Linked DNA regions of Homo sapiens: region 2 is linked to region 1. Evidence: chromatin loops called from intact Hi-C (ENCODE). Cell type or tissue: Caco-2. All regions are shown on one strand. Links, peaks and the distances in the headings refer to the core of each region. The heading gives the core; the rest is flanking DNA. Region 1 overlaps PAPPA (pappalysin 1). Region 2 holds the start of PAPPA-AS1 (PAPPA antisense RNA 1).

The links. A loop is a pair of places that touch in the nucleus more often than their neighbours do. Peaks named below come from ENCODE experiments on the same cell type or tissue, not always from the same donor. Only the 100,000 strongest peaks of a DNase experiment are listed, where the experiment ranks them.
Region 2: a loop joins it to region 1, with 7 times the contacts of the local background. A loop is called at or near these places in 3 of 110 quality-filtered maps.

Annotation. Positions count from the first base shown.
Region 1 is chr9:116,342,754-116,350,753 of GRCh38, reverse strand. It overlaps PAPPA (pappalysin 1), which reads right to left. Exons shown (of 22, transcript NM_002581.5): 14 at 6,043-6,211; 15 at 3,545-3,728. The region is part of intron 1 of PAPPA-AS2 (PAPPA antisense RNA 2); the gene reads left to right. Among named protein-coding and RNA genes, the nearest start is that of PAPPA-AS2, 17 kb to the left of the region's middle. In Caco-2, for the core only: no CTCF peak of the experiment used is centred there; a DNase peak (open chromatin) is centred at 4,773.
Region 2 is chr9:116,393,337-116,409,309 of GRCh38, reverse strand. It overlaps PAPPA (pappalysin 1), which reads right to left. Exons shown (of 22, transcript NM_002581.5): 22 at 6,989-12,801. The coding sequence ends at 12,694. It overlaps PAPPA-AS1 (PAPPA antisense RNA 1), which reads left to right and starts at 8,704. Exons shown (of 1, transcript NR_103711.1): 1 at 8,704-11,153. RefSeq lists an enhancer at 13,375-13,874. In Caco-2, for the core only: no CTCF peak of the experiment used is centred there; no DNase peak of the experiment used is centred there.

The DNA.
Region 1 (8,000 bases), core at 1-8,000:
GGGCAGTCATTGCTTTGGGGTGCCCAGCTAATGCACAAGGTTAGTGGGAAGGGGAGCTGTATATAAAGTACAGGAAGCACACCCTCTCCAAATTGCCTAAGAGAGATAACATATCTGTGGAAAAGGTGTTGGGACTCTTAAAAAGTACATTGTATTAGCTATGTATATGGTAAATTATGAAGTGAAAGTCGTGGTTTTCTGTGACAAGAGAACATAAAGTTTCCAAAATGTTAATCAAGAGAGAAAATGCAAACCAGAAATGTGCTTTCTGGAAGAGGGTGAATAGAAGTTAGCAGTGCACCACAGCTAAAGCAGGCACTGGTGATTCAGGACCATGGATATGTCCCCCCACCCCTGCAACAAACTCCAAGAGAGTTTTCAACTGGGCAGTATTTCTGTGCACCAGCTGTAGCCACTACCCTGCATCTACAATGTGGCTTTGAAGAAAGTAGGGTATGATACATGATGTGCCCTTCGTTTGTCTTCTTGGCACTGGCCTGTATACTGTGAAAGATGCTTACTGCACTGCCAACTCTCTGCCTGAGGGCTATTATACTGCTCATGGATGCTTATTATACTGGTCATTGATGCTTACTCTGTCCATATGCAGGGTGAGTTTAAAGTACCAAGGAGTTAATGCCCCTGGAAGCACCACTAAACTAATGGTGGAGTTGTTGGATTCATGTGCCAGTTTCCAGAGTTGCAATAACTCGGAGGCATGTTCTCCACCGTCTCCCAGAGTTTCCCAGAGGGACTGAGCTCTAGTTGCCCACAGTGGCAACTTGCTTTAGAAGAGAGCCTGTTGACTTTTGTCAGTTCCATGTCTCCTGTCCTCATTCCCCCACCGTATTTCCTGGGGGAACATGACTCAAGACACGAAGTGAAGGCATGTCTGAGCCTGAAGTTCCTGGTAGAGGGTAACGTCTCTTCATAGAGGTGTTGATATTAGAGATTAGATTCCATCAAGTTTTGGGTCCGTCAAGTTTTGGGACCCTGTAAGTTCACTTGTTCATCTTTTAATGCAGAAAAATACATCCTGCCCAGCCTGTCTACAAATGTGGGTAAGGAAATTCCAATCTCTAATGAGCATTAAAACAATTGTCAACTTGTAGCAGTGTCAAAGGAGAGGTACTTATTTTTATTACTTCATTTAAAAGATTACCCAGGAGATCAAGTCTCTTTGGGAGTGCTGTAAAGATTAAAATTAACATAGAACAGAACTCAAGGAGAGAAATACTAGACCTTCAATCTGGTATTCTAAGCACTTGCCTCATGGTGTTGGCACTTTCTAGATCCTAAGGCAAGGGCTGTATCTTGTATATTCGTTACTCCCAGAGCCTAGCCTACTGCTGAGCGAATAGTAGGTCCTCGGTATCCATTTGTTGAATGCATAAAGTATGAATTTATCTGTGACCTTGAACAAATCACCTAACTTGTTTGTCCCTAAACCAAAGCTGTCTCTGAGTTCTTGTCCATCTCTAGCATGTTAGAATGTGAAAGAATATTGGCCACTATATTGTTTGGAGGAAACAAAAATGCACTAGCTGGACTGGAATAAGGACAATCACTCAATCAACTGGCTGCATTAGCCAAGGGCTGGTACGGGGGGATTGCAAGGAGCAGGGGGGTAGACTTGGTAAGGGGTAGACTTTAACGGAAGTACAGAGGAAGAAGACAGATTAAGAAGGACAAGAGGTACAAATAGAGGAGAGGGCCAGGTGGGGCAAAAACTGAGGGCAGAAAGGATTTCAAGCTGGTCATTATTATCATTATTATTTATTGCCTGTTTAAAATTAGTGCTTTTACTATTTCCAATAGTAAAGACATGGAATCAACCTAAATGCCTATCAATGATAGACTGAATAAAGAAAATGTGGTACATATACACCATGAAATACTATGTGGCCATAAAAAAGAATGAGATCATATCCTTTGCAGGAACATGGATGGAACTGGAGGCCATCATCCTTAGCAAACTAATGCAGGAACAAAAAAACAAATACTGCATCTTCTCACTTATAAATGAGAGCTAAATAATGAGAACACATGGACACATAGAGGAGAACAACTAACACTGGGGCCTATCACAGGGAAGAGGATGGGAGGAGGTAGGAGATCAGGAAAAATGGCTAAAGGGTATTAAGGCAGGCTTCATAACTGGGTGATAAAATAATCTGTACAATGAACCTCCATGACACAAATTTACCTATATAACAAACCTGCACATGTCCTCCTGAGCTTAAAATAAAAGTTTTTTTTAAAAAAACTGTTGTCCTTTTTGCTTAAACTATGTTATGATCAAAGGAAAAACAAAAGGTAGAAAGGAGAAAAGGGAAGCAAGTAAAAGAAGGAAAGTTGAAATTGATCACCTCTTTACCCCCTGGCTTGAGATGAGGGTGGGAGGGCAAATTAGGTGGCAATATCAAGTTCAAGAGAAAGGCAGCAGGACCTTTGCCCAGTCCTTGCTGCCAGTAGATCCAAGCAGAAGCCTCAGCACAGTACTCTGAACACTAGATGATGCTGACAACCAAGTTGCATGAAGTGGCAATTGGTCCTAGTTGATCAATATGGAAATAGAGAGATATTTCCCTGTATGGTCAAAGGAAAAGCAAAGTTGGGATCACCAACTGTCAAAATGATGGTCCTCCTAAGGCCTTGTCTCCCCAGCCAGGTCACACTTCCCCAACAACAGTTGGCAGTGGAAGGATCTGCATCATTTTGATTAAGTATTATTATTAGCCACAATGAGGTCTGTAATAATCAATGTTAATTTATACACCTCCCTTTCCCAAAAGCCTCTGATTGATTGAGAGAAGTATGATTTCCTAGTCTGGAGTTATTAACACATTCCACATCTAGTCCCAGCATTCTAGGACACCCAGGCCAGCTACTCACTTTTTTCTAAAATGTGACCTCTTCTCTGGTATGCCAGTGTCTTTTTCCCCTCAATAGCCCTGGTGCCTAGCTCAGGAGGATGCCAGATGCTTCCTGTCCATATCTGCTCTTCTCTGCCCAGCTGGCCCCTCTTAATGAGTGGCAGCCAGCATTGGAGAACAACAGACCTGGGTTTCAATATGGTCCCCACCACTGATGGTGCAGCCTTGGGCAAGTTCTTTAAACCCTCTGAGGCTTGGTTTCCTCATCTGTGAAATGGGAATAATAGTAACGCTTACCTCATAAGGCTTACTGGCCCTAATCATACAGAGTGAATTAGTTTCATCAGTCCCAAATGTAACTTTTTTTTCTTTTTCTCTCTTCCTTCTTCCCTCCCTTCTTCACTTTTATCCTCTCTTTCTTTTCTTTTTTGCAAGATTTCCAAGGTCTTGGAAAGGGCTTCACTGTCATAATTATCCATACACTCTTTTTTCTTTCTTATCTGCATAGCAGGGCAGTTTACATAAATACAATTAGTAGGAAGAAGTCAGGAGCATAGATAAAACCCATCCCACCCTTGGTGTTTGAGACCCAGAAAGAGGGCCTGGATGCAGCTTCTAGGTTTCCCATAGACAAAGGAAGGCTGAGCTGGGGAAGGCGTTCTTGATACCTTTCAATTGTGCAGGGTGACGGCACTGGAAGGAACATTGACTGCCAAAGGTGGTGCCCTCAGGGCAGGAGAAGGAGGCAGCATAGACTTGATGGTGATCTGGGATGCTGCAGTCGACTGGCTCACAGGCCACCTGCTTATTCCACTTGCCCTCTGTACAGGTCACTGTGACGCTGGGTCCCGTCTGAAAGGCAGAGTCGTGCATAGTGAGGAGTGGCAGACTGAGCTCTAGATGTGGAGAAATACCCTTCTTCCCAAGGTGACGGCTCAGAGTCTCGCCCAGGCACTAGGAGACCAATGCTTAGTGTTTAACGTTAGCTCACTTTTAATGATCCCAATAACTCCATGAATTACATATTTCAGATCTCAAAGACACAGAGACTGAGACTCAGAGACATTACATGATCAGCCTTAAGTTAACCAGCTGGGAAAAGGATAAGTTGGACTTGAGTCCAAAGGCTATGCTCTTAACTGCTGTCTATAGTGCCTCCCAGATCACGATTTCCATTTTATTGATGAGAATCTTGAGGTTTTGAGACCTCACAGGGCATGATGACTTCTTTCACAAAACAGACTGTGAAATACAGTTCAATGGTAGGACATCAAGTGTTGATTTGTATGTCTTTTATTAGCTCTAGAGGAGTTACTAGGAACTTGTTGTAGTGTTTGGCACACAGTAGGCACTCTCCATGGCTATAGGAGACCTCCATGTTTTTCCTCCATGTTATGAGACCACAGGCAAGTCCCTTTTCCTTACTTGAGTTCTCCCTTTGGCAAAATGGATGGATTGAACTCATGAACTGCTCAAAGATCCACTCCCTACTCTCAGATTTGGCGGCTCAATAGTCAAGAGAGAAGGGTACAAAGACAAAAAAAAGCCTAGGAAAAATGAAAGAGTAAATGGAGATTTGAACCAAACTACACGATGGTGGAGCTGGGTGGAGGGCAAGACCATGCTACGGAGTCAAGGGATGGACAATCATTGCAGCCTGGAGGCTTTCATTCAAGGAGGAAGCCGCTAAATCCTAGGGACTGGAGATGCCAAACGTTGATCTGGGATTTTAAAAGCAAAGGACATTTTCCCTCTTAAGCACACATCAAAGGGATGTGTGCTTGAGTGAGGTCCCTCACTGCCAAAACAGTCTAATTGTTTCTACAGGAGTTCAGGCCTGCCAAGTCTGACACACGGAAGTAGGTGTCTAAGAAGAGCAAGTCCAGAAGTTCTGTACAAATAGGCATTCCCAGCAGTAAGGAATGTGCCCTGTGTGCTTGCAGTTTGAAGGCAAAGTCCACTGACCAGCCCTGGAAAATGCTACATTTAGTGACAGAAATCCTCAAATCCCAGGACAACCTGTCCCACTCCCCCAAGCCCCACCTGGGACATTACAGCACCATCTTGCTGAAGCAACATTCTGTCACATCACTCCAAATCATTCACTACCACCAATCTCACGCAGGACACGTCCTATCTTCCATGACTCCTTTGATGACTGTCTGAGGGAGGGGGTCTCCCTGCTACCAGTCTTACTGCTAGACTCCAAGCTACACCCACATGGAGTATCTAGAAGAGACTTTGTCAACCAGGATCTGACCATGTCATTTCCTGCAACAGCTCCCTGTTGTCCTGAAGATCAACCCCACACTTCCTGACTAAATCAACAGGCCCTGCACCAGTGGATTCAGCTGGCCCTTCCAGCCTCATTGCTTGGGTGAGTACAGAAAAAGAAAACAAACAAACAAAAAAATCTGTGGCATGTTTTTTTTTTTTTTTTTCTCATCAATGTGCTTCCACATACTATCCATGCCTGTGCCTACTACATATATTTCTTCCTTCTCCCCAACACACACCCCTTTGCTGATCTGTCTAGTTAGCTGTTTCCATGTCACTTTTCCAAGGCACCTCCCTTGAATCTCTCTGTGCCTCCACAACACCCTACAATTCCCTTGACAGCATTTATCACACAGTGGGGTCATCATTAATGAGTTGTCTGACTCTTCCTCCACCACTAGGCACTAAGCTCCTTCAGAAGAAGGACTCGATTTGTCTTAATGGCTTCTTTTTCTTTAGTACTTACTATAGCATCCAATTTCCAGTGAACAGATGCTTTGCAATGAATTAGTGAATGAATGAGCATCTCATTGACAGAGGGCTCACCTTGTCATAAAGCAGCCCATTCAATTATGTTCTCACTGTAAGATATTCATTCCAAAATACTCAGCCCCATGGTCTTGGAGATTTGCAACCTACACAAAAACATTGGTAAGTATTGTGTGGAACACTACTCTGCACAGGAACCCTTTTTCTTAGAGATTCCAGACTGCTTGCTTGGTTAATTGATTCATTCATGCATTCATTTAATCAATAAATATTTATTGAGCACCTACTATGTGGCAGCACTATTTTAAGTGCTGCTGGGTATTTAGCAGAGAACATGGTTAACACCCAGTAAGCCTTCCCTGGGCTGCAGAGAGGCTCTGAGCTCAGCACCTGCACATACCTGGCTCTTGATCAGCTCATCATCCCGCCGTATCTGGAGCACGTAGCCTGTCCGGCAGCTCACAGTACACTGGGCACCGTGGTAGCGGTCGCTGCTGGAGCAATTGAGAGAAGCATTCTCCACAGCCAGCTCTGGACAGTCAGTTTTCTCACATGCGAAGTGCACGCAGCTGGGGAGGAAAGAAACGAGGGGAAGAAGGAGTCTCCTCACAGGACAGCTATGCTCAGTTGGAAGATAAAGGCTAAGAGCCTCTTTCTCCAAGATTTCAGGGGGCTTGAGACTGAGGACAGAAAGGGGTGCTGGCTAGGGTGAAGATGACTCTAGAGGCAGCGATTAAAGTTTCTCATTAAGAGCACAAGTTATGGCAACAGACAAACCAGAGTTCAAATCTTGCCACTTGAAAGCTTTGTATGTTATCAAGATTTAAACCTTGAATAGCCTCAGTTTTTCCATTTGTGAGAAAGGGATCATCATGATTACAGTGAATATTTATTGCATTTTTCTACCAGGCACCAGGTTGAGCAAAAGCCTTTTTCTATTTTGTGAGTACCCACTTACAAGGATCATTTTGAGAATTAAATCAGTTTAGAAAAAAACGCATAGCAGAACTCCTGGCATATACTAAGCACTCAGTAAATGGTAGCTGGGCTGGGCGCGGTGGCTCATGCCTGTAATCCCAGCACTTTCGGAGCCTGAGATGGGCAGATCACGAGGTCAGGAGTTTGAGACCAGGCTGACCAACATGGTAAAACCCCACCTCTGCTAAAAAAGAAAATACAAAAAATTAGCTGGGCGTGGTGGCAGGCGCCTGTAATCCCAGCTACTCAGGAGGTTGAGGCAGGAGAATAGCTTGAACCTGGGAGGTGGAGGTTGCAGTGAGCTGAGATTGCGCCATTGCACTCCAGCCTGGGCAACAAGAGTGAAACTCCATCTCTAAATAAATAAATAAATAAATAAATAAATAAATAAAAATAAGTGGTAGCTGATGTTGTAAATATACCTATGCTCTATTACCTAGTTGGCAAAGTACATCACATCTCTGAGCTTCGGTATACTCTTAAATTTGGCCAACCTCATATAGCCACGAGACTCAACTGAGGTGATGGAGGTAGAAGTCTTTTATAAACTGTAAGATAACTTACACATCATTAGTGGAGTTGTACAGAGACTATGTCTTGCATCTTGCTGCAACTCTGAATTCTACCTTTCTGCCAGTCTGAATTCCACCCGTTCTTTAGGTCTAAGCATCATGCAAATTTCCATAGGAAGCTTTCTCTTGTGTCCCTCGGCAAGCACCCTCATGGGTATTCTACCCTTCTTTCTATAATGCTGTTGCCTCATGTTTGATGTATTAAAAACTCAGTTCCTCAGTGCCAGTGGAACATAACAGATTGCAGGCTAATCTTTAAGGATGCAAACAGAAACAGCATGAAATCCTCATTCTTGGATGATCATTCCCCTTGTATTATAGTTAGGCAAGCACTCAATAACATTAGTTACTATTTGCTGATTGCTTATATACATGAGCTCACTCCATCCTTACAACAACCCTATGAGCTAAGCGTTACTCATTTTACAGTTGGGTAAATTGGGGACTGGCAAGATTAGGTTACTTGTTTAAGTGCCCATCCAGAGGGGTGACTCCAAAGGCCTTGTTGTTAACCTTGTCCCATGTTTCTGGACTAGAACGTCCTTGAGGGCAGAGAAAATGCCTATTTCATCTTGGTGTACTTTGCAGTGCCAATAAAAATTCCTTGCAGATGTTTCCTAAATGGCAGGAAACCAATGGTGATGATGCCTTGCAATAGCTCTTAAACACTTTAAAGAGGTTGATTCTGCCTAACAGTAAAAGCTTCTAGGGGGCAGTTTTCTCTGACTTTTGCCTCTCTGACTGTGTCTACCCCCAACACCTGGCCTATCGTATGCACCGATGATTTACATCTAGAACCTCAAGGCTT
Region 2 (15,973 bases), core at 7,974-15,973, 51 kb before region 1:
CTCCCACCCACAGACTTTTGTCCAGGCTGCGCCCTCTGCCTGGAGCACCCATCTCTCCCTTCTTGATCTGAGTGGCTCCTACTCATGTTCAAAACTCCACATCAGCAACACATTCTTACCCTCAAGCCTGAGGGTCTTTGACATTGGAATTTAAAGATGTATTTACTCATATCTGCACCAACAGACAGAGAATTCTCTGAGGGAAGGAGCCATGCGAATTTTTTTATTATTATTATTCATTTGGGAATCCCTATCGCCTAGGATAGTAGGTATGTGAGTATGTGGATTGTTGAAGGGACTGGCATCTGTGGTTCTCAAAGCATGGCCCTCTTGATCAGCGGCAATCACATCATATGGAAAGTTTTTAGAAAAGCAAATTATTGGGCCCTACACCAGAACTATTAAATCAGAAACTCTGGAGTGGGACCCAGAAATCTGTGTTTTAACAAGCCTTCTAGAGGACTTTGATGCATGCTAACATTTGAGAACTGCTGGTCTAGAAGAAGGGTTGACCACTGTGATGAGAAGTCCATAGCTCTGAGAGGTTCTGTTGACTTCAGCTTCAACAGAACTCAAAGGTGTCATGAGCTATGGACAAACAGTTCTTAACTTTATTTGGAGGTTAATCCAGGGAACTCTCTGGACAGTCTTCTGTGGATTTAAACTGTGAGAAGGACTCATCCAACCACCCAGGTCTGTCATGGCCTATATCTCCTGCACTCAATTCTCCTATTCTGTGAAAAATGAATTGGTATCGATATGACTCCTCATGGCCTTTATATATTTTATGGCTACTTTTTTGGCCCCTAAGCACCCAGGGATGTATGTGCATTTTACCTAAATCATATCGTCTCTTTTTTTTTCTCAGTCCTTTATATAAACCGTATACTTATGCTATCCTACTACTTCGTATAACTCTATTGATCCCAACTTCCTTTTCTCATTGCCTCAGCACTACCAGATCATTTCTCACCTCCACCACTACTCCTGCTTCCCATTTGGTCCTAGTGAATCCTGGCTCTCCCTTGCAATCTTTATTTCACATGAAGGGATCTACCTCAAAATTGAAAATTATTCCTAAAACTCTTTTCTTAGACTCTTCCCTGTTTGCTAATCTCCCTTGCAATAGTGTCCAACCACTTTAGTGCTGCAACAGATCCCACTGAAGCTCTGCCCATATTTGTTGCCACTGTAATATCTTCTGGTATGACTTTCCATAGTCACTGTTCATTTTTCTTTGCCTGAGAGCTTTCTCTGGTGGCCTGAGCCCACTCTGCCCACCAGCAGGTAAGACAGATGTGCTGGAGGATTAATGCCCCAGGGAAATCCCTCAACCACTGATGGGCATGATTGGATTAAATACCCCAGCTTCCTAACATCTCAGGTGGGATAATTCTGAGGAGTGTGTCTTCTCCTGGCTCACAGAATTCGTCCCCAGGGTGATTAAGCTGCAGCTGATCACAGTAGTAATGTGTTTGATAATACTACCTCTTTTCATGACCTTACCATCTTTGCCCTCTTCTCTTCTGGTACTCATTGGAATCATCATCCAGATAATCTACCTGTACTTGAACCTTTGCCTCAGAGTTGGTGATAGGGTTTAAATCTCACCTTGAATTGTAATAATCCCCATGTTTCAAGGGCTGGGCCAGGTGGAGGTAACCGAATCATGGGGGCAGTTTCCCCCATACTGTTCTTGTGGTAGTGAATAAGTCTCATGAGATCTGATGGTTTTATAAATGGGAATTCCCCTGCACAAGCTCTCATGCCTGCCACCATCTAAGATATGCCGTTGCTCTTCCTTCACTTTCCACCATGATTGTGAGACCTCCCCAGCCATGAGGACCTGTGAGTCCATTAAACCTCTTTCCTTTATAAATTACTCAGTCTTGGGTATGCCTTTATTAGTAGCATGAAAATGAACTAATACTGTTGGCTTCCAAAGGAACCCAAACCAAGACATGCATTTACAAAGCTCTTGGCAGCTGGTCTCTTTCTAACTCTCTGACATCACCTGGCATCTTTCTTCCCCAGTGTGGTTTCTTGTTCCCCTTCTTCCAAATTGAGATCCTGGTGGCCTGAACACTTACTATTCCCCAAACAAGCCATGCCCTAATTCACCCGTTTGGTCTTTGCACATGCTGTTTTCTCTGCGTGCAATATTGGCCATTTTATTCTGCAATGGGTTTCCCCATTTGCAACACCTCACACATTGCACTCCAATGAGCTAGTTGCTTGTCTTTGTATTTGGAATATTTGGATACTCTGTAAGGAAAATGGCTGTGGATGTCTATCTTGGCCACCACTCTTATCAGTGTTTAGTCCAATGAATTGTGCATAATAATGCTCAATAAACAATTGTTCAAAAATATTTGAGTAAATGAATACTTTCATAAGTTAACAAATGTGTTTTTCTGTGGTATAAAGTGGTATACATATGGAAAGAACTATTTCTAATATGATTTTAACAAGCTGACACCCAGACGTTGTCTAAGAAACTTGGTCACCATCTCCGCAGCCTCTGGGAAAAATTCTGTTTGGAGTGCCAAAGATTAAAGAGGGAAATAAAAACATTCAGCTAAGCATGTAGTCCAGGCTGGAATATACATGTTCCAGCCTCAGAAAAATATGGAGATAACAAACTTCCCACTCCCAGGGTAGTCTGTGGCTGGGCTACATGTCAAGCAGAAAGAAAACAGAGCATCTCAAAAACTGTGGTCCTTCACTGCCTTCAAATCCCCCTCATTTTGTCCCTAGGCATGAAGCCCAGATTTCTAAGACTCCACAGATCTCTGCATTTCATCAAGACCCCTGTGGGGAGAGCCCAGGTACCAGGTAGCAGCAGGGGCAAGTTAGTTAGTGATGTCACTGTGTTTTCTACTCAGGGGCTCTGGGCAAGTGGCAAGTTCAAATTCTGAATGAAACCTCTGTTAATTTCCCCGTCTGTAAAACAGAGTAGATTAGACCAATTGCTTTTACATCATGCTCTTTGGAACCCCAAAGCTCTGAAGAAAATAGAATGGAGCTATAGGAATTGGGCTACCCCATCCCCTTTGATTAGAGAAGCTCTTTTGACTTGGCATTTCAAATAAATTTTGCACTTGAAGAATGGATTCTGTGGCCCAAATTTCTGAGAATGTTTGACTGATTCAATTACATCTGAGGCAGCCCCTCAAGGATATAAAACCCAGCGTAGGAGAAAGTAGATATCAAAATTGGATATAGGGGCTGGGCACGGTGGCTCACGCCTGTAATCCCAGCACTTTGAGGGGCCGAGGCAAGTGAACTGCTGAAGGTCAGGAGTTTGAGACCAGCCTGGCCAACATGGCAAAACCTTGTCTCTATTAAAAATACAAAAATTAGCCAGCCATGGTGGGAGGTACCTGTAATCCCAGCTACTCAGGAGGCTGAGGCAGGATAATTGCTTGAACCTGGGAGGCAGAGGTTGTAGTGAGCCAAGATTGTGCCACGGCACAGTCTGGGCAACAGAGCGAGTCTCCGTCTCAAAAAAAAAAAAAAAAAAAAGATATATGGTGGCAGGGGTTCATTGTCAGTACATGGAATATCTTTGGGTAAAGCAAATTAAAAACTAGTCTAGCTCTGTTTGGGGTAGGATGGGGTTCCTCAGGGGATAAATTCCATTGTTTTGGCTGCTTCTTCACTGGCTTCTCCATAGCATCTCTTAGTGTTCCGTCATGGTGTTCAGTTAGCAGCAGGCTCAGACAGCTCATCTCATCTTCATCTTGGTAATCATTATCCCTATTGCTCAAATGAGGAGTCATGAGGCTTAAAGGTTAAGTGACTTGTCAATGATCACAGGGCTATAAAGCAGAATAGCAGAACTGGAAACTAGGACTCCTACCTACTCATACTTCCACAATGCCAACACACATTGCTTCCCTGCTCTACCTTTTGTATTATAAAACTGTTGTATTTTAAGGAATCTTTGCTAACATTTCCCCTTTGACATTTCCCCTGTATACCAGTTTTATAGTACAAAAGGTGTTATAGGGGGGCAACTTTTGTGGCTGAACTTAAATGGTGTCTTATTCTCCTTCCCCCAATTGCTCTGAAAAAATGTCTTCTTTCTACGGAGAAATTTTGCGGATGACTCTCTTAAAACTTCTTCATATCGAGATATAATATACATACAGAAAAGCATGTGAACTTTTAAGTGCTTGATGAATTTTCATAAGCTGAACAGAATTGTGTAAACAGCACCCAAATCAAGAAACAGAACATTACCAGCACTGCATGGTAACACAGCATGTAAGAGGCTATGATCCCAGATCTCACCTAATTCCATTCTGACCCCTTTCCCAAAGCCTTCCTATCTCATTTTGAGACCTTATGACAACATCACTGAGGGGTCATCAAGGACATTGTTTGAATTCGCAAGCCTACAAACCTGATCACATGGTCTTAGGTTTCTATATTTTCCTGATAGCTGGTCCTAGAAAATAGCTAGATTTTCCTGTTCCAATATTTTATTGTTTAAAACTGAAATCTAATGTGAATTTTACTCCCTGCTCAATTTTTCTATGAACTAAAAACTTATTTAAGAAATAGGTTTTTAATTAAATACCCAGTCTATTAATTAAAAGAAGGAAAAAAAACACATCTAAAATTAATCAGTCAACTCCTTCACACTGCCACCCGAGGGACCTTTCTCAACCACAAATCTGACCATGTAAATCTCTAAATATTGTTCAGCAGCTCTGCATTGCTGTTAAGATAGAGCCCCAAATCCTTTGTATGGCTCTTAGTGACTTCTCCATCCTCTGGTTGGGCCACTGATACCCTTTCTACTGTCTAAACGCATTGGCTTTTTTTTCAGTTCTTTGAAAGTGTCACACTTTTTCTTACTTAGAAGGACGCACCTGCTGGTTCCATTTGCTTAAACACACCACCTGCTTTTTCTCATTGCCAATTCCTTCTGTCTCTGAAAAGGTCAGTGCCTTGCCCAAGTCACAGGGTGGACAGTACTTGAACTTGGTTTCCCCCATTGCTAACTCATGCTTCTGTACAGCACCGCTGTTTCTCACCTTAAACATCATTCCTTTAGAATTTAAAGCATTTACTCAAAGAAGCAAGGGTTCTTATGGATTGAAGGTTAGAGAGTCTGTGCTTTTGTCCAAACTTTTTATTTCTGGTGTTAAAGGTTAAGAACTGAATAGATTTACTAATGCCAGTGCAGCATAATAGAGTGCCCCCTCCAAATTTTTTAAACTGAAACATTATTTTTTTTTGGATAGACAAACTCCAAAACTTGCATTATAAATATAAATGAATCAAAATACTGAATATTTCTGCCTACTTTGAAGTGAGAAAGAAATAATTTCCCATTTGACAGATTAATAAAGTCCAGTGAGCTCTCCATTACTCTGTGTGTGTGTCTGTGTACGTGTATGTGCGTGCGTGTGTGTCCATGTGTGTGTGTGTTTAGGGCTGGAGAAAGATGGAAGAAGATACTGGGATAAAGATCTTTCATCTTGAAGTAGGAAGCTCTTTGCCCCATGACTTTTTGTCTCTTCAGACGAAACCAAGGAATATAAAAAGCCACATTAAAACTCTCATCTTTTAATCTTTCTGTTTGAGAAATATTTGCCTCTTTTCAGGAGCCTATTGTCTAAATGTTGTTTCAATCTTCACATTGAATAGAACTGTGTAAAATATTTTTCTTTTGTCAATTATTTTACTTTGAAAATAACCAGTTATCTGGAAGAATTTAGCAATGACTTTTTTTTTCTTTTTTAGTAGTCTCCCTAATGTTTCTCCATGAGTTATATTTTTAGAGTCCAAAAAAAAGCCACCCCACTATGAGTAGTTCTTGACTTCCCTATCCCTGCCCTTACACATAATTCACATTGATGTTCCCACACAGCCTTTTTGTGAAAAATTCAAAATGTAGTTATCAGCAGATAAACACATATTTTGACCTGCCTTATGGTGGTACTGCCAGCTAGCAGCTCAGTGGACAGTGCTAATAAATTTACTACATAAAATGCCTGTGCAAGCTCTTGAATGATTCATGCATTTTGTTTCTATTATCTTATAAAATAAGTAGATATCAGAAAAATTAGTGTATTATTACTTGTCATAAGTAATTCTGGTCTCATACTACTCATAATGAGATAATATAATATGTTCAGCACTGTTCTAAACACTTTGCATATTTATCTCATTTAATTCTAGCAAAAACCTTATGAAATACTTTTATTATTTCCATATCACATATGGGAAAACTAAATCTTAAAGCCATTAAATAATTTTCTAAAAATCTCATAGCTACTACCTAGTGATAAGATGAACAGTGAGATACACTAGACAGATTGAAAGCAGCAACATTTCAGTTCCAGCTGCAGGCTCATTTTCACATATGTAAAATTATATATATGTGTGTGTGTGTGTGTGTGTGTGTGTGTGGAGATACATATATATATATATATATGTATATATGAGCCTGCATATGCATATATTGTGTGTATATATGTATATAAAATATGACATTTTAATACCGGAAGAGTAAGAAAGAGTTCATCTTAAAAGATAGAACTCCACAAGAATGAACAATTGACCCCACATTTTGCCTTAGACAAATGAAAACTTAGTTATGAACTAGCTCTGATCCACAGCTTAGCACTTGGGAACCACTGCACTGGTTTGTGTCTTTGGACCATACCAGTGTTTACATCTGGAAGTATATTATTAAAGGCTGTGTGCAAAAGGCAATATATAACCAAGAGTGACATATGCTTTAGCTCCCCAGAACTTTCTTATAACATGTAAGAAAGTTTTTCAGTTTTTGCATATGCAAAATTAGATACTTTCAGGAATTAATTTTGTAGAGGAATCGATATATATTGGATAAAATCTTGTTCTATCATTGATTGTCTAATTCCAGGCCCCAGGGCTCTCTCCATGTTAGCGTGTATATATGACAGCCCTTTATCATTCCGCAACACACAAAAACCACACAACAACACACTGAAGCGTACAAGCTATTATATATTTTCATAATATAGAACTTTAAAGTATAGTAATCAACAGTGGCAAAATATTTCTGTCTCTGACATTATTATTTGTGAGATCCAACCTGTAATTGAGATCAGAGAAAACAGTATGGGAAAACAAATCCATGAGAACAGGATAAAAATATCATGAACAGCAAAATATGTCTGAGTATTTAAAACTGTATAGAAAAAATAAATTAGATGAACAATTGTGTAAATATAAATTAAAAAAGATGACATTCTTAATAAATAAAGTTTACTATTTACATTTTTATATATTGCCAAAAGATTTAACTTAGATCCATAAAAACACATAAACAGAAAAAAAAATAGGAGCAGCAAATTTATGCGCGTGAGGTACAGAAAAAGGATTGGAATTGTGTTTAGTTTTTGGTGTTTAGATTATTTTCTTTGTGTCTTTCTTCTTTTTCTTTTTTTTTTTCTTTTTTACAATAGGCCAGAAGAATTCTTATGAGAACAGCTTTTAAGCACTTCAATGGAGTGTCATTTTTTTGGTAGCTTCCAGAAGGTGCCAAACAGGTTTCAACATCATATTAATTAGAAATACCCATAATAATTATAACAATAATAAAAAGGTATAATATGGTACATAAATATGGAAGAGCAGTTTGTAATATGAATACATTTTCTCTAGACGAGATCACAGTTTTATTTTGTAAATATTACATTTAAGTATATATATACACACATATATGTACAACTATATATACATGTGCATATATATGTAAATTTATATTTATATATAATATCTTTATATAGATAGATATCTGCAGACAGGTTATTGATTATAGAGACCCAAGAAAGCAACTCAATAATTGTTCAAAGTTTTCCTCACTGACTGCTGGTGTGTAGTTTAAGAAGCCCCCATTTGTTTGCACTCAGAATGCCTTATCTTCTTTTAATGGAACACTTGATGTGGAATTTTAAGTCTGAGAAGTGAGGTGCCTTCTGAAGAAGAGATTTTAGAGACTCCCTTCCTCTATAAGTTGGAAATGACCAGAAGTCTTAAGTAGACGACAGTTAGCTGACTTTGACATTGTAGGACATAATCAGCTTTTAACCAAATTATAGAACTGGTAAAGGGTAAGATCAAATTTGCCAAAAAAATAAAATATTCTCCAATACAGGTCTCTCTTTTAAGGTGGACTACAATTCAGGAGCTCCGGCTTTATTCCTTGAAATATCAAACAAGCACTCCCTGTCTTGTCTTTCTAAAAGGCCGATGGGCCTGTGCATTCTTGAATAATAACCCATGGACTTTGTGTCAAGCGTTGGCCCTCACAGCCCACCTAAAACCTCAGGGCCTCAAAATCTCCTGCCCTCCCACTGTGAGGTAGGTATATAGTATTATCCCCATTTTGCAGCTAGAGAAACTGATGCAAATGTAGAGGCAATTGGATAACTTGTTCAAGATCACTGAGCAAACTGCTGCCTGGAGTCAAAAATTCTAACTTCTGTACAACAGGGACATAATTTCTCTTTTGGCTATTATACATTTCTTTTAAAAAGCAAGTGATTGGTAGGAATTTGGCAAAAGTTGAATAAGTTACAAGAACAGGCTTTTATTCATTTGCTATTTGGTTTTTATGTTTCTTGTTTACTTCGTTTGATTTGTTTCTCAAAACTCACTCAGTGGGATTACCTGTCTGTCATGTAGCAGCTTTTTAAAAAACTGGACTGTGCAGTGTGGTTCTGAGTGCAGTCTTTATAAAGCCCAGTGCTGTACTGGTAAATATAAACATTTTATAACGTGAAAAGCACAACGACACAATATGTCCCCTTAATAGCTGGAAAAACCAATATAAGCCCTCCCACTCCCTACTACCACTGATTGCCACCAAACAAATAAACAAAATGCCCACCCCACCCAACAACAACAATAACACATCAAGGGGGAAAATGTCATATTTCCTGGACCTACCACAATGTACAGAAAATAACAGACAGTGTTATCAAATCCCACTCTATGTCTTCTAGGGAAATCTTTATGTTTGTGTCTACCTACTGAGGCTGTAGAATAAACAATTTCCTTTAGGAAACATAAAAATAGGTTTTTTATTCTTAGTTTTTAATCATGCATTTTTATTTCCTTTTAATCTCTTTGTCTTCTATTATCTCTATCTGTACAGCTTTGTCACCATTTTTTTTTATTTTCTCACTTGAAGTAGTTCCAGAAAAAAACACAAAACCTCAAAACTGTTAACTTGACCTTATAATTTCCTTTCTCTTTCTTTCTTTCTTTCTTTTTCTTTCTTTCACACAGGTAAGACCTATAACAACAAATTGACAATTACAACCAAGTTAAATCGAACCTGGAAGGGAGGTAGCTGAAATCTGTCTCAAAGAATTATTTTCAACAAATAGTATTTAAGCATTGGCCAGGATGGGAATAAGACCAAGAGAACCGTCTAGGCAGTGACTCAATGTGTTGAAGCCAGGAGTGGCAGCTGATACCCTGCATTTTCAAAGCCCTACCATCTATGACAATCTTTCCCTTCCTTAACACCCCAATTCACCATCAAAACTCATTTCCCAAGGACTGTATTTCCTTAAAAGGTTGTTGGCACAGAATCTGGGGGTAATGCAAATCCTTTGGGTAGGTAGTTAAGATTGTGGCTTGGAAAAGCTTCCCTAAATAGGGCTTAGAGGACTGTCCACCTCATCTTTCATATTTTGCTGCTAACAATCTAATACTTCAGATGCAGAACCTTCAGTGTTTTAGGGCCTTTGAGCTGCTGACACACAATAGTGCATCAGAGCTGCCTCTCAGTGCTCCGGTCACCTACACAGAAGATGACTGAAGGAATGAAATGACGAGTTAATTCCCAGGAAGAAAATGAAACTGGGAACAAATGCATTGCCCAAATTGAGCTGACCCTCCTCCACTAAGGTTTGAAAAGACCCTATTAAAGATACCTTCCATGTGGGCACGAGGTTGGCCACCAATCAAGTAGCCTCTTTTGCCTAATATCCTTGGCAAATATAAATTTGTTAGCAACAGGTCTGAATGAAAGAGACTGGGTGGGTCTTGATTCAGAAGAGCTGAATTCACTCTGTGAGTCTGAAGATACAAGTCAGCCTCCAGGAATCTTTGCTTAGCTGGATAGTGTGAAAATAGATGATGATGGGAGTGAAGATAGAAAGAGGATAAGGACTGATTTGAGGGAAGCTGGTAAGGTTCTTCTGTGGCTCCTGAAATCACATCATTAGTAATGTCATCTTTGGGTCTTCAGAGCTTTTTGTATTACCTATGGGTATAATTAAGCAACTGGGAGGGTTGATACTGTTACATTTCTTAGCTTGTACCTTCTAAGGTAGTTAACACCACACAGGCTGATAACTCAGGGCAAGAGAGAGGCCTGGAGAGTTGACAAGAGTGTGAAGATACTGGAGAGGGGTTCAAAATAGGATCAATTCTTCTAATACTATTCTTATTTCTTGCTAATAATTTGTCCTTGTAATTATAGTGAAGTAATGGTCTGGATATAAATGAGATATGGTTTTGTGAGGAAGAAACATAGAGGATTATTCTTAACAACTGTGGCAGCCTTGCCAATATGGAACCCAATTTCAGAGTTTGTGAAATGGTACAAGTCTCATAAACTATCTCAGCACTGCATCCGTATTTGTGGGCACCTGTGCCAAAAGCACCTTGATATGTTTCTTAGTGTAATTGGCCAGAGATGGCCAATAGATGTCTTCTCAAGTGTTTTTGATCACCAGGTCAGTGCTATTGGGAGTGATATAATATGGTGGTTCCTAAAGTTATTTTTGGTCTCTTTTTTTTTTTTTTTTTAAGTGCTATGATAGATTAACAACACCTGCCTTGGATGCAGGAATTAGGTGGGGCTGCACACGTGCATGGTATTTTCTATCCCTATGCTAGGTTTTGTTTCTGTTGGCTGTCTTCACTAGACTTGAGATGACTTGATTTACAGTAATCCCTATGTGATGTAACTAGTCTAGACCTTCCCTTCTCCGCAATTCCCAGCTCCAGGTTTCAGAAAGTATGCCACACTCAACCCTTCTCTCCAGTTCATCCTGTATTAATTTCTTCCCATATTAATTCAAAGGGAGTGGACAGGTCCCTGGCTGAAAAGAAATAAAGAGATCCCCAAAGTGGTGGGGGCTTCCACGTGCAGTTGACTAATTTTCACTTAACTTTTGGAGGCTAGACATGGGAGAGAGAAAAGCACTGCCCAGTCACAGGTATGGAAGGGAGTACTGCTAGCTGGAAAAACCATATAGAAAACATGATGACCATGTTGAGTTGTTGGTGCTGAGGCTGTGAACTCTTTGGCTTCCTTCTGATGGCCCTCTTGAGAACAATCTGTACTGTTCTTATAAAAGATTCTTTCTCCCAGAATTATATCTCCTCAGAGCAACAGCAAGGTTCTCAGGATCAAAGCCTACTCTAGCCTGAAGGGCTAGGAAGATTAGGATAAGGATAAGGATAATAATCCAAAAGTCTCGACAATTCCAGTAGTCTCTGGATGGCTCCAACATCATAGAAATTTAACACTGTTCCACTTGTTTACAAAATCTAACACTGGCTTAGACATTCTGGACTTTCAGTGAGGGTTCCAGCATCTGATGTCCCTCAACTCCTTTCCAGGGTGAGAGGCCCACTTACAGGAAACTTAACTTCTCACCATGTGGACCCATGAGGGTTTTTCTCTTGCAGAAGGGCTAAAAAGTGAGGAGCTATGGAAAAATGTGGGTCACTTTTAAGGCAGACTGTTTGGTTGTGTGGAATTTTTCCTAACCTAGTTCTACCATCTTGGATTATTCAATGTATAGGATAGAGCAGCAGGAAAAGTAGCAGCAAATGTGGTCCCAAGGCAAGATCTGGGGGAACAGGTAAGTCCTAGAGGGATATTATGACCTCAAGCCTCAAGCAAGGGGCTGATATAATACCTTGACATTGCAATCCTAAGCCATTCTCAGATTGGCCTCGAACCCTGGAGTTGGGGTAAAATCCCCCATGGCAGCAGAAGAATTGGGGCGCTTTGCATACCTGATAATCTTTACCTCTTCCTAGGTCCTAGTTCCCTAGAAGGTAGGGGATCACAGACTGTTTCACTTCCAATCCCAAAGGACTGCACAATTGTGCATGTCCTACATATTCTGAGCCTCAGAGTGTGAACTAGCTTGACATCTCCACACTTGGTCTTAGCAGTTTCTGCAAATTTCTTTCTCCCAAGGATAGTGTTGGCTAGGAGCTTGGGAAAGAAAAGATTGAGTTTATTCCGGTCTCTCTCTGCTCATCTCCAGAACTGCCCTCACACAGATGTTTGTATGGGTGTGTATGCATGCATGTGTACTAAACACAGATGGGCACACTCTAGATATAGAACACGTTTCTTGCTGTGGTTGTGTGACAAATGGCTAGAATTTTAGGAGGCTCTGGGACTGCACACTGTATATGCAATCCATCTCAGACTTTGGGATGGGAATCCATTTCATCATCCAGCATGGCGAAACTTGGTTCATTCGCCCCAATGTGAGTCCTTCCTGGGTAAAATTAAAGGCAGACCGGTTGGGTGCTAAGGATCCCTGGTGTGGAGAGGCCATTCCGTTGAGCAGCTGACTGTGAAATCAATACCAAAGGGATGTGGGTCCTGGCGTTGGGAATTCTTTGACAACTTCTTGTCCTTCCTTAGCCATGGCTGTATCCCCGGAGGTCTTTCCGGCTGTGTTCTTGGGCCTGGGGGTCCCGACAAGCACAGTCACCTTGTAGATCACAGGACATAGGGAATGGGGTGACCTGCAGAAAGAAGAAGTGAATCAGGTGATTTGGTCTGAAGCAGTAATGATCAGAAAGGCAGTGCAGCGCAGGGATACAATCACTGGATTTGAGGAGCAGAAGGTTCAAGTTCAAGTTATGGCTCTGCTTCTTGCTATCCTGGTGATAACTTTTATCGAGCACACCATGATCATAATCACAGCAGTTTTCATTTGCAGAGGCACTTGCTATGGGTCAGGCATTTGCTATGGGGTAAGGCAATGTACTCAGTGATTTCCAAACAAGAAAACACTTTTGACAACTCTATAAGACAGATGCTGCAACAATCACCCTTTTATTGATGGGGAAACTGAAGCTCAGAAAGGAATAAGAATTTGCCAAAAGTAATAATAAGTGTCAAGTCTGGTATTTAAAGTAAAACAAGCTACTTACTTATCTCAGAGCCTCAGGTCCCTATGTAGAGCTGATATAATAAGACCCACTTTGTATTTTAAACTATAGGAGCTGAGTAAAATCATGGGTGGAAAATTGTCGTGCACTGTAGCAAAGTTGATTAATAGAACTGTGTAATGGAATATCTGATGTATAAGTGATCAAGTGAAAGAAAGGATGTGGAAGTGTCTTTTGAGAAAACATAAGTCTCTGCACATACTGGTCACTTTGACTTTAGTAGGCAATGATGAAAACAAAAAGCATGTCTCAGGGAAGCTAGACCACCTTCTGGGAGGCTTGGAATCCTGAGTAGGGAATAGATCGCATGGTGGTTTTGCACCAAATTTGAAGGACCTGGGAAGCAGATTTTAGCATACGAACAAGTGAGAGAACTGAGTTCAATACAGTTGCCAGTTCGTTCCTTCATGTGCTCTGTGACCTTGGCCAGCTTTCCTTTCTGCAAACTGATAGGAAGAGCCCAACAGAGTGAGTGTCTTCCCCATCCAGGAGATAATCTATCTTTCCAAAGAGCACAGTGCAGTTCCTGCTTGAGTCCCCACCTGAACTAACGCAAGTAGATTTCACCTCATTGCATCATGACATTTGCATATAACTTTCCCCAGAGAGCCTCCCATCTGCGCAGATGGATTTAATGACCTCATTTGCCTCCTGCCTGGGCAGGGTCTCCAAGTGGTCACGTAGTCTCAGAGAGAATCTTTGTTTCTATCCTTCTCTCTCATGTACTTGTGGACTCATTCTCAATGTCTACCTCTTCTTTTTTCTCTGCCTCTTTGACCTCTTTCCCTCCCTCCCAACCTCTCTCCATCCTGAAAGTTTGCAATAATTTAAAATGTAGAATGGAACATCAGAAAGATTTAAGTATATGCCCCAGCTCTCTCATCTACTTGAGATGTGACCTTGAACATGTGACAATTTCTCTGAGTCTCAATGAACTCATTCATTTAATGGGAAAAATAAAAGTGTAGACCTCCTGAGGTTGTGATAAGGAATACATGAAATAACTCATGAAAACACCTCACACAGTGCTTGACATATGCTAAGTGCTCAATTATTCTGTCTCTTTCTCTCTCCCGCTCCCTCTCCTTTATTTTTTTGGTCTATCCTCCCACCAATTCTGTGGCCCATAAGGCAGGGACCAGGTCAATCTTGTTTATTCCTGTTTTCACAGGCCCTAAGCCACAGAATGAATAAATTTGTATTCATTGATCCATCTCTCTCTGACTCTTTGTACTTATGGCTACCACAAGTCTTTGTTTCTCTTTTCAATTTAAATTCATAAGTGCTTGATGCTGTGGTAAGCATTTCCACCGTCCCCTTTTCCAAGCAGCACCTCTCTTCTTGCTCACAGCTACTTGCTGTTCTCTGTTTAGGACATTTACTTTCCATCCTCTGTGACTTTGTGGAATACATCTAGGATATTCCATCTAGAATCTAGAATATTTGCCCCTATTCATTTTACCTTGAAGAGAAGCACAGAATATTAGAACTGGAAGTGGCATAGAGAGAAAACCCCCCAGTCCAAACAGGGAAACTGAGGGCAAAGCCAAGTCAAAATCCAACCACTGGGGTAGAGTGTGGAAAGTACTATCATGAAAGCCAAAAGGTTTGGGTTGGGATCCTTGTTTGCTTCATACTCGTTGAATGATTTTGGGAAAATCCCTCCACTGTCATGATCTTAGGTTCTACATCTATGAAAGGAGGATTTTTAAAATACCATATTTCATGTTGCATTTTTTCTGAGGATCAAGCAAGAAGAAACATGCAAAAGCCTCAGCACATGGCCTAACACCCTTGAGATGCTCAGTGCCAAATACATATATGCTGAATCAGATTTCTCCCTCACTCGTATTTCACGATCTTTCCTGCCTATTGTCCCCCACCGCCCACCTTCCACACTTGAACAATCTCCTTGTCCTTAACTCCCCCATGCTTTATCCATCCCCGTCTCCTACCCTTGCTCTCATTCTATCATTAGCACGATCCAGTTACCTCTAATGTCTTCTCTAATATTCTGTCTGTAACACTTTCCCATTGAGCTCAAACACCCATGAGGGATGGTTTCATGTCTGTCTGCTTTATCTTTTGTGCTTTCTGCTGCACCTCACTCAAGGCAAACATTCAAAAAATTATATGTCTTAGAATAAAATCCAAAGTCCTTACCACAAGTTCAAGGCCTTGCATGATCTGATTTCTACATAAGTCTCAGATCTTACATGGTTTCCTTCTCCTCCTCACTCTCAGTGGCTTCTTTATTTATTGGTTCCCCAGATACTCTGTTTTCCTACTTTTGTGTCCTTAGCCACTAATGGCCCTCCACTCTGACTGCTCTTCCCTGGCCAGCTCTTTTTCATTGTCCAGGTCTTTTCGCAAGTATCACTACCTCCCTCAGTAGTCTGACCAAAGATATTAGGTTGGTGCAAAAATAATTGTGGTTTTTGCCATTGAAAGTAATGGTAAAAACGGCAATTACTTTTGCACCAACCTAATAGCACCATCACCTTCATACCATATCACAGCATCTTATTTTTGCACCCTTCTGATACTGAATTACTTCTTTACTTCGATGTCAGCTCACTCTGGGCAGGGACCATGACTGTTATTGAACTCAGTCTTTATGCATTCAATGACCCATGAATGAATGAACAAATGAATGCATGAATATGCAGGCAGAATACAAGTCAGGGAGCCTCCACTTTTACAGTCAGTTGCTGGGTGACTTTGGACAAGTTACTTCCCTTCT